Linked DNA regions of Mus musculus: region 1 is linked to region 2. Evidence: chromatin loops called from intact Hi-C (ENCODE). Cell type or tissue: left cerebral cortex. All regions are shown on one strand. Links, peaks and the distances in the headings refer to the core of each region. The heading gives the core; the rest is flanking DNA. Region 1 overlaps 4930447J18Rik (RIKEN cDNA 4930447J18 gene). Region 2 has its middle 60 kb from the start of 4930447J18Rik.

The links. Hi-C counts contacts between places; a loop is a spot of excess contacts. Peaks named below come from ENCODE experiments on the same cell type or tissue, not always from the same donor. Only the 100,000 strongest peaks of a DNase experiment are listed, where the experiment ranks them.
Region 1: a loop joins it to region 2, with 2.0 times the contacts of the local background. A loop is called at or near these places in 2 of 42 quality-filtered maps.

What each region holds. Positions count from the first base shown.
Region 1 is chr14:47,903,878-47,910,707 of GRCm38, forward strand. The region is part of intron 2 of 4930447J18Rik (RIKEN cDNA 4930447J18 gene); the gene reads left to right. Among named protein-coding and RNA genes, the nearest start is that of 4930447J18Rik, 8.4 kb to the left of the region's middle. In left cerebral cortex, for the core only: no CTCF peak of the experiment used is centred there; no DNase peak of the experiment used is centred there.
Region 2 is chr14:47,954,988-47,961,817 of GRCm38, forward strand. No RefSeq gene overlaps it. Among named protein-coding and RNA genes, the nearest start is that of 4930447J18Rik, 60 kb to the left of the region's middle. In left cerebral cortex, for the core only: no CTCF peak of the experiment used is centred there; DNase peaks (open chromatin) are centred at 3,225 and 4,864.

The DNA.
Region 1 (6,830 bases), core at 1,149-6,148, 51 kb before region 2:
TTCTTAATGTCAATTTAAAAAACCCAATGGTTGGGATGGTCATAGACTGTTTTATTGAATTCCCTGGATCCTGACAGTTAGCCCTGAGAACTCCTGATGCATCTGGATTTGATTACTCTAGTCTCCGTTCAGACTTGCATTCATTTCATCTCTGAAATCTAATGATCGAATCCAATAAAATTATGAGGGATTCTAACCTGCTCAACACCTAATCAGTTTAATTCAAGAGAATTAAATCAAAGCTGTAGGTGCGTGTACTTCCTTGGGAGACATTCTTATTTGGGAGGCTGAGATGTTGGGATGGGTTTGAATGATATTTGAAAGATACACCAAGAACCTGGCAGGATAGCGGCAAGTTCATGGCTTGGTGTAGCTTTGTGTGATGTACAGGTTAGTGGGTGAGGAGGTCAGGAAAGGGGAGAGAGACCTGAGACACATTTTTCATGTGACTTTGGCAACTACTGTGTCTCACCATCTGCAGAAGTGAACAAAATAACGGAATGAACAGTGTGGAATTGTAATGGTCAGTGGAGATTATATACACATGTATGTGTGTATTTCAGCAGTTCGTGCATGTATGCACATCTATGTATACTTGAGAAACATCTGCAAAAGTGTATGTTGTCATTTAATTATGCCACTAGTGATTTGTACTAAAATATTGTATGTGTTTATTATAATTAAGATGAGATTTGTAACCATTTGTACTTTTGCAGTAATGCATATATACTTATCCCATATTCAAAATAAATAGCTATAGGTCCAAAGAATGAGGGAAAGGCTACAGAACCCTTAGTAGACCTGTGTGTTCTGTCTGTGTCCCGACAGACAGACTTGAGGGGGCCAGAAAGACAAATGAAGAGTTGACAGATACCTTGTTTGAAGAGGCTTGTTGTAAAGATAATAGCTACAGAGATGGTATAATGCCTGAAATTAATCTGTAAGCCCCACCTGCCCAAGGACCAGGTAACTTCCAGGAATGCTGGGTATTGTAGTTCTTGGAAAATAACAAAAGCCTAATGGGAAAGTACGGTGGCCTATGGGGTTGTCTTTATAAGCTCCTGCAACGAGTGTCTGAGGCCTCTCAGCTGGAAGTCCCAGGGACTGGGCCTGACCAAACTCCATCTTGGTCAGTAATAAAGCTTGTTTCAAATTTGGCTCAAAATGGCGAAACTGGTTTTCTCTTGTGGGTTTTAGGATTAACAATGGTGGTGACCTTGGCGACTGTTGTCTTTGTGAGTGTGTATGAGCACAGGGTGAGCCATGCCTTATTCCAAGCGTAGACTATTGTGTGTCTCATTCTAGACCAGGAGGAACCCTGGAGGGTCTTTGGTCAGCAGCTTTGGGATAGGCAGTTTGCTCTGATTCCTCTGACAAAACTAGATTCCTTTCCTAAATCTGGTATCCATTAATAATCAGAGATGCCTCCTCTGAAGGATATAAATCCATCTGCTCATCTATCCATCTATTGATCTATTGATCCATCCATCCATCCATCCATCCATCCATCCATCCATCCATCCATCCACTTTCCCACCCATTGAATTAAATATTTGAATACCTATTCTCTGTCCTGGGCCAGGCACTTAAACTGCAGCTGGCATGCATCACAGGGAGTTGGGGGTGGGTGGACCCCAAGGGGCTGCAGGATGCCAGGAGCCACTAGTTGAGGTGGAGCCTGAGCTGCAAAGACAGTCCATAGTGTTAGCCCACCCAATCCAGACTTGGAGGCCTGGTGACTGGCATGCCACTGTTTTCTGGAAGCATTCTTGTGAGATCATTTCACATTAACATTTCTTTTATGGCTCAGGGTCCTGTTGTCTTTGAGCCCACAAGCTATTTTAAACTTGTTGTGACTAAGTCCTGTCAAATATGTGTGAATATTTGCAAGTGTACTTTGTCTTTCCCAAAGGGAGAACTGATTGGTATAGAAAAGAGGGTGAGGGGGGATAGCAGTGCCCCAATACTGTCCTTGGTGCACCTGCAAATCACTGACAATTTTGATTATGTCTACGTGGAAGGCTGACAACATACAGCTTCTGCCTTAGAACTCCTCGGGGCCTATGCTGTCTTAGTCCGGTGCACAGCCATGGCTTTGTGGCTCAGGAGTCAGGTTCCTTTAAGGCAGCACTTCTCAACCTGTGGGCCACGAAAGGCATTATTCTACCAGGTGGGCAAGATGACCCTGGGTAACAACTATTCTAAAAGAACACCACCAGTGTACTTAGAAAGAATTCTAGCGATGTCTTTGCTGTGTAGCTCTCTCATCTGCCCCAGCACTCAGACTTTTAGGCTCCTGTCTATGTTTAAATGGTTCAGATTGCAACCTGCAGCTGGGACCTAAAAGAGACTTAATAATCACAGAGTGTGTGGAATACATAAGCTCTGATCATATATGTTAGTAAGGTCTTCTATTCACTAGTGTCTCCTCTCTGAGCAGTAACTGAAGTAAATAAGGCAATGTCATCTTGTTCTGACTATTTTGTGTTTATGCAGTCATTTCTCAGACCTCTCACCCCAACCACAACAGTCATGGCTACATTGGCAACACATTTGAGATTTCCATGACCCTAACCATGGTTCAGATATATTAACCAAAATAAGTAATGCTTGTATGAACTAAACGTAAACTAAAATAACTGAAGGAGGTGTAAGTCAAAAATAATTGCTATGTTATGTCTATGTTCTATCAAAAATGAATGTTTCAAGGTTCCTCTGACCCTCACCTAGCATTGATGTAATTACATTTTTCCCTTTTAAAATGCTGTGTCCTGAGCTTGGGCACCAAGACTTTGAGGCTTGAGCCTGCTCTCAGTCACTAACCAAAATTAAAGGACTCATACTCTTATTTGGATTAGTCACCATGGTTGTATCTTTCTTGTGTGGATTTACTACACTGACCAGAGATGGACTAACGCTATATTAAAGAGATTCCCCTTTTATTAATCTCCAAGTGTGTGAGTGATTTATCCGTGGGAAGGAATATTATTTCTTTAACAATTGGATTGTAATGGTCAGCACTTATTTAACTCCCACTGCCTGCCGGGAAATGTTGCACACAGTCTTTGTGTATATTCTTCAATTTAATAAAAACACTGTAGTGAAGTTATTGTTATTACTTTCTCATCAAAATTGGGGATCAAGGGGTCAGGGTCACTGTGCTAATTAATTTTCTTTTTCAAAGAGTTATTTATTTAACTTCATGTACATGAACGTTTTGCCTCCATGTGTGTGTTCAGTGTGCTTGGAGGTCAGAAGGGGTCACTGGATCCTCTAGACCTGGAGTTATGGATGGTAAGGAACCACCATATGGGTGCTGGGAACTGAGCCTGGGTCCTCTATAAGAGCAACAAGTGCTCTTGAGGGAAGATCTAGTGACTGGCTTGTTATTGACTCCTGGAAGCATTATCCGGATGGCTGAGCCATCTCTCCAGCCCCTTGACTACTTTTCAAGGGTAAGTACTTATCCAAGGTCATTTGGCTTCCATAGTCACTCATGAACGTCACTACAACATAAGCTGACCAACTGCATCAGTGGGTTGTAGTCCCTGTTCAAAATCCAGTTCTCAGAAAACAAGGTGAGGAATAATTAAAGATCAACATTAAGCTATGGCCACCACACACATATCCATACACACACATGCATGAATACACAAGCATGGACACAGAGAGTCATACCACTAACCTATGGCAGCCACATACACATGCATACACACATGCATACACACACATGCATACACACATGCACAAACACAAAGAGTCATACCATACAAACCACCAACCTACACAGGGAAGGTGATCAGGACCCAACCATCCTTCTAGAATATGCGTTTTAGCTAAGGCATGGCAGGCATCTTTTCCCTTTAAAGTCGTTGTGATTGCCTGTTTGTAGCGCTTGCGATTATTTCTTGCCACACTTTTCTCTAAATCTAAGCTCCTGCATTTCCGAGCGGTGCTGCTTTGGTGTGGAGGGTTTTGGTTCTGTAACTGAGTGTTCAGGAGTCCTTGTGCCTCCGTCCTTCCAAACCTCCAGCGGCTACAGCATTATTGATTGTTTGCCTGTCTCGGGCACTGGCTGCGTGCCTCTTGCAGCCTGTTCGACCGTTGCATCTCCACGGCTGGAAGCTGAGCGTACCCCCGAGATGGCAGAGAACACATTTTGCAGAGTTCATAACTTACTGAAAGCTCCCGGGTTCAACGTTTCTGCCTGAACTGGAAACTTTGGATGTGAAAGTCAATTTACTCTTAAAATAAAAATGTCTGTTGCAAAGAAAAAGAGAAAGAAAAGTCTTCCAAACATCTCCCAGAGGAGGCTGGCCTCAGACACAGCTTCCAGAGGTGGCCGAGGCATCCTGGGTGCAAGTAGAGAAGAATAATGGCAGAATATCTGTAATTTACTTAACTCTAAAATTGGAAAAATATTTTTTTTTTAAAAAAAAGGACTTTTTCATTCTTTTAAAGTGTGGACTTTGAAAAATAATGTTTGCTACCAGGGAGAGTACCTGACCGTGTGAAGCTGCGAATCACTCTATTACCTGCTTTTAAGAGAGGTCATTTACACGTCTTTAAAGAAAGATCTTAGGATTTGCATCTCAAAAATTTATTTTTGTTCAATTTTATTTATTTATTCATTTATTTGTCCAAGAATAATCTGGTTATGTTGGAATTTTTGGAAGAAGAAAGTACATTGGTGATTTTGTCTGTTTTTCTGTTTTGTTGTGAGTCAAGATCTTTGTAATCTTATAAGAAAATACTTTGCATGTTTTCTTCATTTTGCTACAGACAGAGATTTTAATTTCTAAGACAGGAATTAACAGCAGGAGAAGAGACATAACCCAGACTGCTCACATCATGAAGCAATGGGTACGTGTACAAGGACAGTCGGCAGGCAGACACTGTGAAGTTAGTGACTGGCATAAGCTAGAAGCCCAAAGGAACTGTACAATGACGTTAGGTGACAAGTGAAGAGGGACAGACATTGTAAAGAAGGTCCTAGGAACTAGTGGTCTGTTGTGCTTTCTTCTCTGGAAAGAGATTACTCCAGAGCTACACCTGCCTGAAACACGGGCCAGGGGGTGGGGCGGGGCGGGGGGGGGAGTTAGCATGGGGATCAGTGTGTGTGGATTGTAGTGGAGAAAATGGGAGCAATTAGGGGTGGGGGCGCTGAGAAGCTCCTGAGGTCCTTTAAACGGAGGGATGGAATCTAATGCTAAGTGCTTTCACCTTGCTCTGCCCTTCAGACATTAAATGGAGGGGTAGAATTTCTAGAAACTGGCAGCAGACAGGGTCAGAAGAAGAAATGCTGGGAGATCCAGGGGAAACAGAACAAAGACTCGTAAAAAAATACAGTCGTCACCATACCAAGTTCGAAGGCACACAAAGCCACAAGAACTACTGCAAGCGAGAAAGGGAACTGCTGGCGTCCTCTGGAGAACAGCAGGCAGTTTCTTAGCGTTTCGTGCACGTGTGTCACATGACCCAGCAATACCACTGGCTGGGCATTTGTGGGAGAAATGACAATGTGCTCAAGGAATTGTGTGTGAATATTCATAGCAGCTTGTTTCTGAATGGTCAAACCCAGAAACAACCCAGTTCATCAATAGGTAAATGGATGACCTCTCTCTCTTTTTTTTTCTTTTTTTATATTGGGATAATAGAACGCTGCCTAGCAATAAAAAGGGGATGGACTATTGATATGTGTGATACCGTGAACAAATCCCAAAAACATTCTGCTGTGCAAAAGAGGTAGACTTAAAGATTACATGTGGTCTGTTTCCATTTAAATGGAACTCTGGAAAAGATGAATCTAATCTATAATAGATGTGACTGGCGGTGATTGTCTGGGGCTGGAAGGGGCGGTTGGTAAGTATTGATTAGGACGGGCACAAGGGAGCCTATCTGGATGGTGGACATTTCATATATCTTGATTTAGGTGGTAGTTACCTGCATGTATTGGCAAACTACACTGGACGTGTCTGTCTTTCTCATTGTATGCAAATCCTACCTCCAACAAGACTGAGTTTTAAAATGAAGCCACAGGAATTGCCAGAATGATGTCGGCCTGGTTCAGACCCACTCCACTAAATTTAGAGAACTTTATGACAAGAAGTGAAGGGGAAAAAAATTTTCTGAGAATTTTAAGAGGTGCTAATACCAGCTAATTGCTCTGTCACTGTTGAGTGAATTGTTAGATATTTAAAATCTCCATAAGGGAATTCCTTCCATTAAAAAAATTTTTTTTCAGGTGAAACGTACATCCACCCTCTGAGATGCTCAAGGCAGACAATGAAAATGAGGAACACCTGCTTTTATTCCTAGACTTTGAGGGAAGGTTTTCATTGAGTCAGCACTGACTGGTTCTGCCACCACGTATTCTGGGAGGAAAGCATGGCTCTGACCCATCTAGAACACTCTGGGAAAAGACAGTTATCATCATAACAGTGGGGTCAGTAAATAGAAACAGCGGCTGTACAAAGTATTGTATACCAGCATCGCCACGGGAGGAAGGCAGCAGCCTAGTGATTGACATGCGATCTCATTGAATCCTCTCAGCCCTGTGGCTTTAAGTGCTTAGCTCCCTATTTTACAGAAATCACATCTGAGCAGGGAGGGGTTTTGTTGCCAGAGGTCACACTACTGTGGATCAGTATTGTGGGTTGGTGTTTACTTATGTACTATAGCCCAACAATAACGTGGAAATGATAGTAGGAGAACAATAACATGGAAATGATAGCAGGAGAACGCTGACCTGCCACCTCAAGAAAGTATCCATTTATGCAGCCTGCCCAGTGCCCCCTCCATTTCCAAGCCAGCCAGAGAAGCGACAGTTC
Region 2 (6,830 bases), core at 1,090-6,089:
AAAGAAGCATCACTAGCCAGGGCAGTGGAGTGGATTCAGGCTGACTAGAGAGAGAAAGAAAAGTTAAGAGGGGCCAGGGTCAGAAGACAGAAGGCATGAAGAAACTCTTGTTAGAGATATGGGAGTAGGAAAGATCAAAGATAGAGGTATTCCACTGTCACAGATCTTAAAACTGAATTGTATTCCAAAGGGTGACTATAGTCTGAATGGCTGAATTAGAATGAATACAGTCAATAGTTTCAGAGAAGCAAGACAGTGAACTTGAGGATTCTTGTGGATGGTGTGATAGTCGTTTGATGTGTCAGCCTGGCTCCTGGCTCCAGTCATTCATCCAGACACTAGGACAGGAGTTACTATAAAAGTATCTTGTACCCGTGATTAAAGACCATAATCAGCTGGTTTTAGGCAATTGAGAGTGTCCTATAGAGTCTAATTGGTCTGCCACAAGACTGAGAATGGAGCTGATCCTACCTCAAAGAGGAAAAAGTCTGTCTGAAGCCCAAAGCATCAGTAGTGCCTGAAAATTCCAACTTGTCTGTCCTGATGCTGCTCTCTGGGAATTTGGACCTGCTTGGCTTTCCCCCACAGTCACATAAAACATTCTTTCTGGTAAATCTCTCAGTGTGTTACCTCCCCCAGTAAATCTCTCATGTCCTACATTTCTGTGTCTCTAGTAGGGTTCTGACCAACACGGAAGGGATAACTCAAGGAGAAGAGACAGATGTGTTCTCCTTATCCTGCCCACTTTGATTCTGGCACTTCTTTTGTTAAGCACAAAGACAAAAAGATGGCTGTCATTCAAATATAAGATAGAAGAAATAAAGGATGGGTTAGTGCATGGATGGGTTGGTGGGTGGGTGGGTGGATGAATGGATGGATGGATGGATGGGTAGGCAAATGCCTGGGTGAGTAAAAGAATATATAAATGATTAAGGAAATGGCACTATATTCTGCATAGAAATAAATTCCGTGTAAAAATAGAAGGAGAAATTCCTATCACACACAATCTTATAAACCTTGTATCCATGCAATAAATGCTAAGCTGTACTTTTGAAAACTAAAATTTTTGGTAATATAAAATATTTACTTTCTGTTTTGACCATCCAGTTAAAGTATGAAAATCACGGAAAACATTTTCTGTTTTTGTTTGTTCCCAAGTCACCAAGAGCTGTTCTGTGGACTCCCCAGTGTTAAGCAAGATATAAAGGCATACCACAGTGGAATGCTGGTCTCTTGCTAAGCAGAATGGAGAGTTTGGATTCAGCACTAGACTATGGTACAAGAAGCAAAAATCCTACTCCTTCTCTCTCGTAATCCTTGACTTTTGTGGTAGAGAAATGAATGAGGACTTGGTATTTTTGTTTAGCCTGACAGAATAATGGAAGTTCACAGAGAAGTGAGAAGTTTCTAACAACCACCTGATCCAACCATTTCCCTTAGAGATATTGAAAAGCTTTTGAATTTTCATTCAAAACTTTGAGGCACCTTTTGGGAAATAGAAACACAAAGCACTTCCACAGCAGCTTGTGGGAGTGTTGGGTCAGATAAAGCAAATACATGGGAGCTGATCACCTCGTGGATTGACTCCCTGCCGTGGAGCCCCACAGCCTCACTGGGCATCCTTTCTGGGGATTTAGGAAGTCTTCCCTATTTACAGATGGAAGGAAGCCCTGTTCCATCTGATCTCTGGCTAATAAGATCAGATTCATTAGAGTATTTCAGATTTATCCATCAGCCATTGTCCATGACAGGTAAGCGGACCTCTTGAGAGAACATAGCCTCAAGGAAGAAGAAAGGAGGAGGCTTCATAAACAGATGCAGCCCTGGAGTCCTGGAGTCTGAAACCCCCTAGAAGCCAGACAGAGAGGGAATGTCCATTAAGAACTCACAGAGTTGTTCTTCTAAACACCCTAACCATTAGGCTGTACAATAGCAAGCTTTAGCAAACATTACTGAAACAAAAGGAGAGAATGGTACCTCACCTCACCTCACCACAAACCACCTAATGGCCATGTGTCCTGGAGGGTCAGCGTCCTGGAGGGGTGGGGGTGAGGTAAGGTCCTAGCTTTGAGAAGAACAGGTCTAGGGCCCAGAGGGAGGGAGCTTGTCTGAGAGTCTACAACAGGCACGCATGGTGCTTCAGGAAGTGCAGCCTTTGTGGGAGGTACTACCATCAGGACAAGCCCAAGACTAGGCACAGATGGCATGAGGAAGGTGTGGTCTGGTGAGGATCCACCTGAGGATGGATTCCTCTGCCACGGGAAACTGGAAGTTCTTATCACAGATTATAAGCATCTTGTCTATTGCAAATATCCCTCCCCCAACCCCAGGTGCTTTTGTTTCCTGACTGGCCTACTTATTTCCACCTATGGTTCGTTCACCAGCACGCCAGCCTCTCTCACATGCCTCTTGTGTCGAGTTGTCACTTTGACTGAGGAAATGGAATGACAGCCACTTCCACTGTCTTCTGCTATTGGGTTAACTATAATTGAGTAACCTTAAGTTTCCCTGAGGGTTCTCTCTTTTGTTTTCCAAGCGAGGGTATGGTAGACTGCTGCCAGCCCTACCAACATCAGGAAATTGGCCTGAGTGGCAATCAGGTGTAGCAGATGGCTCTGTCTGCTTTTGAATAGCTGTGAAACAAATGAAACAGAACTTTCATCGGAAGTTCTCAAAACCCTGTGTGTACAGAATGGAATCCTTCCCTGCTCTGTTAAGTCTTAGCCCCCCCCCTCCTTTTTTTTTTTAAAGGGAGGGATAGAGAATGTGCCTACTGGAATTTTTCCCCCTGCCAAGATGTAGTTCTATCTCTACACCTGTCTTACAGAAAAGGCCCTGAGCAGATTCCGAATATGAAAAAAATGTGCTCTCGATTTTTACCTTCAATTAACTTTCAGGATTCATTGTTCCTAGATTTGTATCCTTACGTAGAAGTGATGGATCAATAAAATTTGGAGTTATCTAACAAGAGTCCAGTTTCTTGCTTATACCTTAGTAACAAAGTCCACCGGGTAACACTTGTGTCAAAGATAGCCAGCAAATCAATAATGAACACTCTTACAGCCAAGGTAATATGATACATACATTGGAATTAAGTGAGCAATGCTAGCATGTAGGTGGGGAAAGGAAGAAGGAGCAGGCAGGAGGCAGCAGCATCGATGGGCAGAGAAATATCTCATGCCCTTCAGGTTGACACCGAAGAGAAACATCACATTCTCTCCCTGATCCAACACACTCCTCCTCTGTGCGTCAGAAATTATTTAAAGATGGCAAAAGCTTTCTGCACAACCTTTGCAGCTGCTCGTTCGCAGCGAGTTTTGGCTGCTTACTGAAGAGAAAGAAAAAAAAAAAAAAAGATCCCGGAGGAGATGAAGTGTCAGGACATTGGCTGCTCTTCCCGTTAGCTTCGGAACATTCTGTACTTCACGTACTTGAGTGTGTGCTGATTGATGATGAAGAGCTTTGTGGATGTTGCATAGGAACTCATATACTCAAGGCTGTGCTCCCCAGCCATCCTGTTCAGGCTCCAGCTTCTCTGGCCCTCAGAGGTTTCCTTGCATGCATTGCCTTGAGAATTTCCCTCCACAGGAAGGTGTAAAATGCAAATACATTTTAAAGACTTCCTGAAGAAAACATTCGACTGTTCTTGCTCCTCACTGATCTAGGAGCTTTGTAAACCGGTGTCCCGGAACTATAACAAAATGCCAGAGAGAGTCAACTTAGAAGGAGGAAAGGTTGACTTGCACTCACAGCTTCAGCTCGTTCAGTTGGCTTTGATGCTTTGGGTCTGTGCTGAGGCTGCACCATCCCCTGGGAGCACTTGGCTGAGAAGGCCCTCACCTTAAAGAAGCCAGAAACAAAAGAGAAAGCAAGTGTAGAACCTAGTGTAACGATCAAACTTTCTTCCGCCATACCATATCACATCTGAAGTTTCCAGTACTTTGTGGTAGTGTTGTAGGCTGGCGACTAAGGCTTTTGGGAGCCTTTCGAAAATCAATCAACCAATTAATTAATTTATTGAGACAGGGTTTCTCTGTATAACAGCCCTGGCTGTTCTGGAACTCACTATGTAGACCAGGCTGGCCTTGAACTCACAGAGATCTACCTGCCCCTGCCTCCCAAGTGTGGAGATTAAAGGTATGCACCACTATGTCCGTCCTCCTCTGGGATGGTCGTAACCAAAGTGCAGCAGGGGCTCTTCTGTCTGACTTGTCCTTCTCCCACCTGTCCGGCAACCGCTGTCCACTGATCATGGAGGAACAGGGCAGTGCAGAGGGGTGCTAGTCCACAGTGAAGGCTTGGAGGTTATTATAGACAGTGGGTAGTATCGTGGGGTTGGTACAGTTACAGCCACCAGAAACTACTGAATTCCAGACTACTTCTTGAAGCCTTTCTCATGGAGAGGCTCAGAATCCATAGAACATATTGTTGCTCACTGCTCATGAAAATGTTGGTGACCTTTCAACTCCTCCTTGGAGACAGCTTGTTCCCGATAGGTCTTTTGGAAAAGAGCTCCTTCTAAGGGCAAAGTTATAACTGGAACGAATGGGAAAGTTAAAAGAAAAGTCCAACACTGACCTTGGCTTGCAGAAAAACAAGAACCTTTGTCCTGGATCTTTTCTGTGAGGGAAACGTGATGGCCTCCATCACGCTCCTTCACAAGAAAACGTTAAAGTTGAACAAATAAACAGTGCTGCCTGAAGCATTATTTATGGGGGAACATTTTGTCATCGGGGAACATGTTGGCTAATCTGCTTTGGCTAAGTTCCCCTTAGAGACTGTGGTTAATAGAAGGACTGGGCAGGAAATTAGCATACACATTGCTATTCAGAAAAAGGGGTAAAATGTTAATGGGGTACCCTCCATGTCTGTTTCTCTTTATTTCTCTGAAAGTTAATTAATGGCTGTGCTCAGCACTAGGAGGAATCTGCATCCAAGTCCATCTCCAAGAGCTATTTTGACAAGTTCTGGGGCTTACTCTCAAAGAAGAGCTGACCTCCACTTCCAGAGCTGCCATTTGTGCCTCCATGGTGTGGACTCTCTCCTAAGAGCCGAGGATTGCCACTATCCTGCAGCTAATTAGCATGGCTACACAGCCTCTGAGGTTAGCAAGGTAATTAGTTTCAGAGGTAAGTGGAGATCGGGGAGGTTTGAGACACAGCATGTTTATTGAACGATGTCCCCTGGACGACAGAGCCACTGCCTACTTGTTAAAGAAACTTGAATGATTATCGGCACGGAGTCCCAGATCCCTAGGAAGAAGCAATGTGGTAATTGGGGCCTTTATGGAAGCAAGAGAAAAAAACCAAGTCTGTGATTCAGGCAATAACCTTAGAGTGAGGCCAGGGATGCTTTCTGGAGAACTTTGTTTTCACACAGGGAGGTAATGAACTAAGAGGACGTGCTGAGGCTTTAGTGGAGATTCCTGACATTTGCGGAGAAGAAACAGCTCAGATTGAGTTAAAATAAGTTGGAGTTGTTCCAGAGGAAAAACATAGGGCTAACCCTCACAAGATATGTCTTTTCCAGAGAGGAACTGCTAGGCAAGAGGTCGGGTAGATACTCAGGTCCCTGTTTACAGTCTTCCTCGTCTGTAGAAGGGACATGTGATAGTGCCTGGTTGTGAAGGTGTCAGGAGGAGTAAATATTATATTATGAAACACACAGTAAGCGCCATGGATGTGTTAGGTGTGGTGAGTACTTTCACTGCTTATTGATAAGGGATGCCAGAGGCTTTAGGTAGGAGATAAGACCTCGACATCTCAACAGTTTGGTCCGTGACTTAGTGGCTTAATGGAAGAAATACTTTGCACCCCAGAGAGTCCTTGTGAGAAACTTAGCTGGGACTTGGCTGTTCTTTTGAGCCCAGTAGATATCTTTAAAACAGTGATTATCTCCTGTGTGATATTCTTTGCCTATTTAGATTAACACACATTTGTTTTCTGTTTACTTATATACCCCTTTGTTCCTGAAAGATCTTAGGCAATATGTTTTCTTTTTAAGATTCTTTCTTATTATGTTTGTTTATTTACTTATATTTATTTATTTGTTTTTTTTTATTTATTTGTTTTTGTTTTTGTTTTGAGACAGGTTCTCTCTACATAGCAATGGCTATCCTGGAACTCACTTTGTAGACCAGGCTGGCCTCAAACTCACAAAGATCCACCTGCCTCTGCTTCCTGAGCACTGGGACTAAGGGATGTGTGCATGCAGCCACATTATTTTATTATGTGTGGAGGCAAGAGAACAACTTGACAGAGTGAGTTCTCTCCTTCAATTGTCTGGGCCCTGGGGATTGAGCCGAGGTCATCTGGGTTGGTGGTAAGCACCTTTACCATCTCCCAGCACTAGGCAAAATATTTAAAGTAACTGGGAACTGGGCACATGTTATAACATGTACTAAATTGAATACTTTTTTTAAAAAGGGATTTTTTTAACCATCAATAACTAGGTTATTGGTGAAGAGATTAAATACTTCCAAAAGCCATCTTTAGAGCTGAGAACTAACTCTTCCAGATAAGCCAGTGTCTCTCTGCTGACTGTCTCACCTATCCACCCCACTCATTAACTTCTTGCAGTCACCAGGAAGTGTCACTGGCAGCTGTTGGTGGCCTCCTAATCAGGCATTGGATGGTAGATGCTACCTCATCTCATTCCATTTTATAGCTTCATTATCAGCCACTATCTTCACCAACTCCTACAAGGAATAATGCTCTATGTTCCTTGCAACGCCACTTGGCTTTTTTAACCCTGGCCCCTTCCTGATGCCTGCTGTGCTAGAGTTTCTAACTTTCTCAATTTGATAAAGGGGCACCTACACAATGTCTACA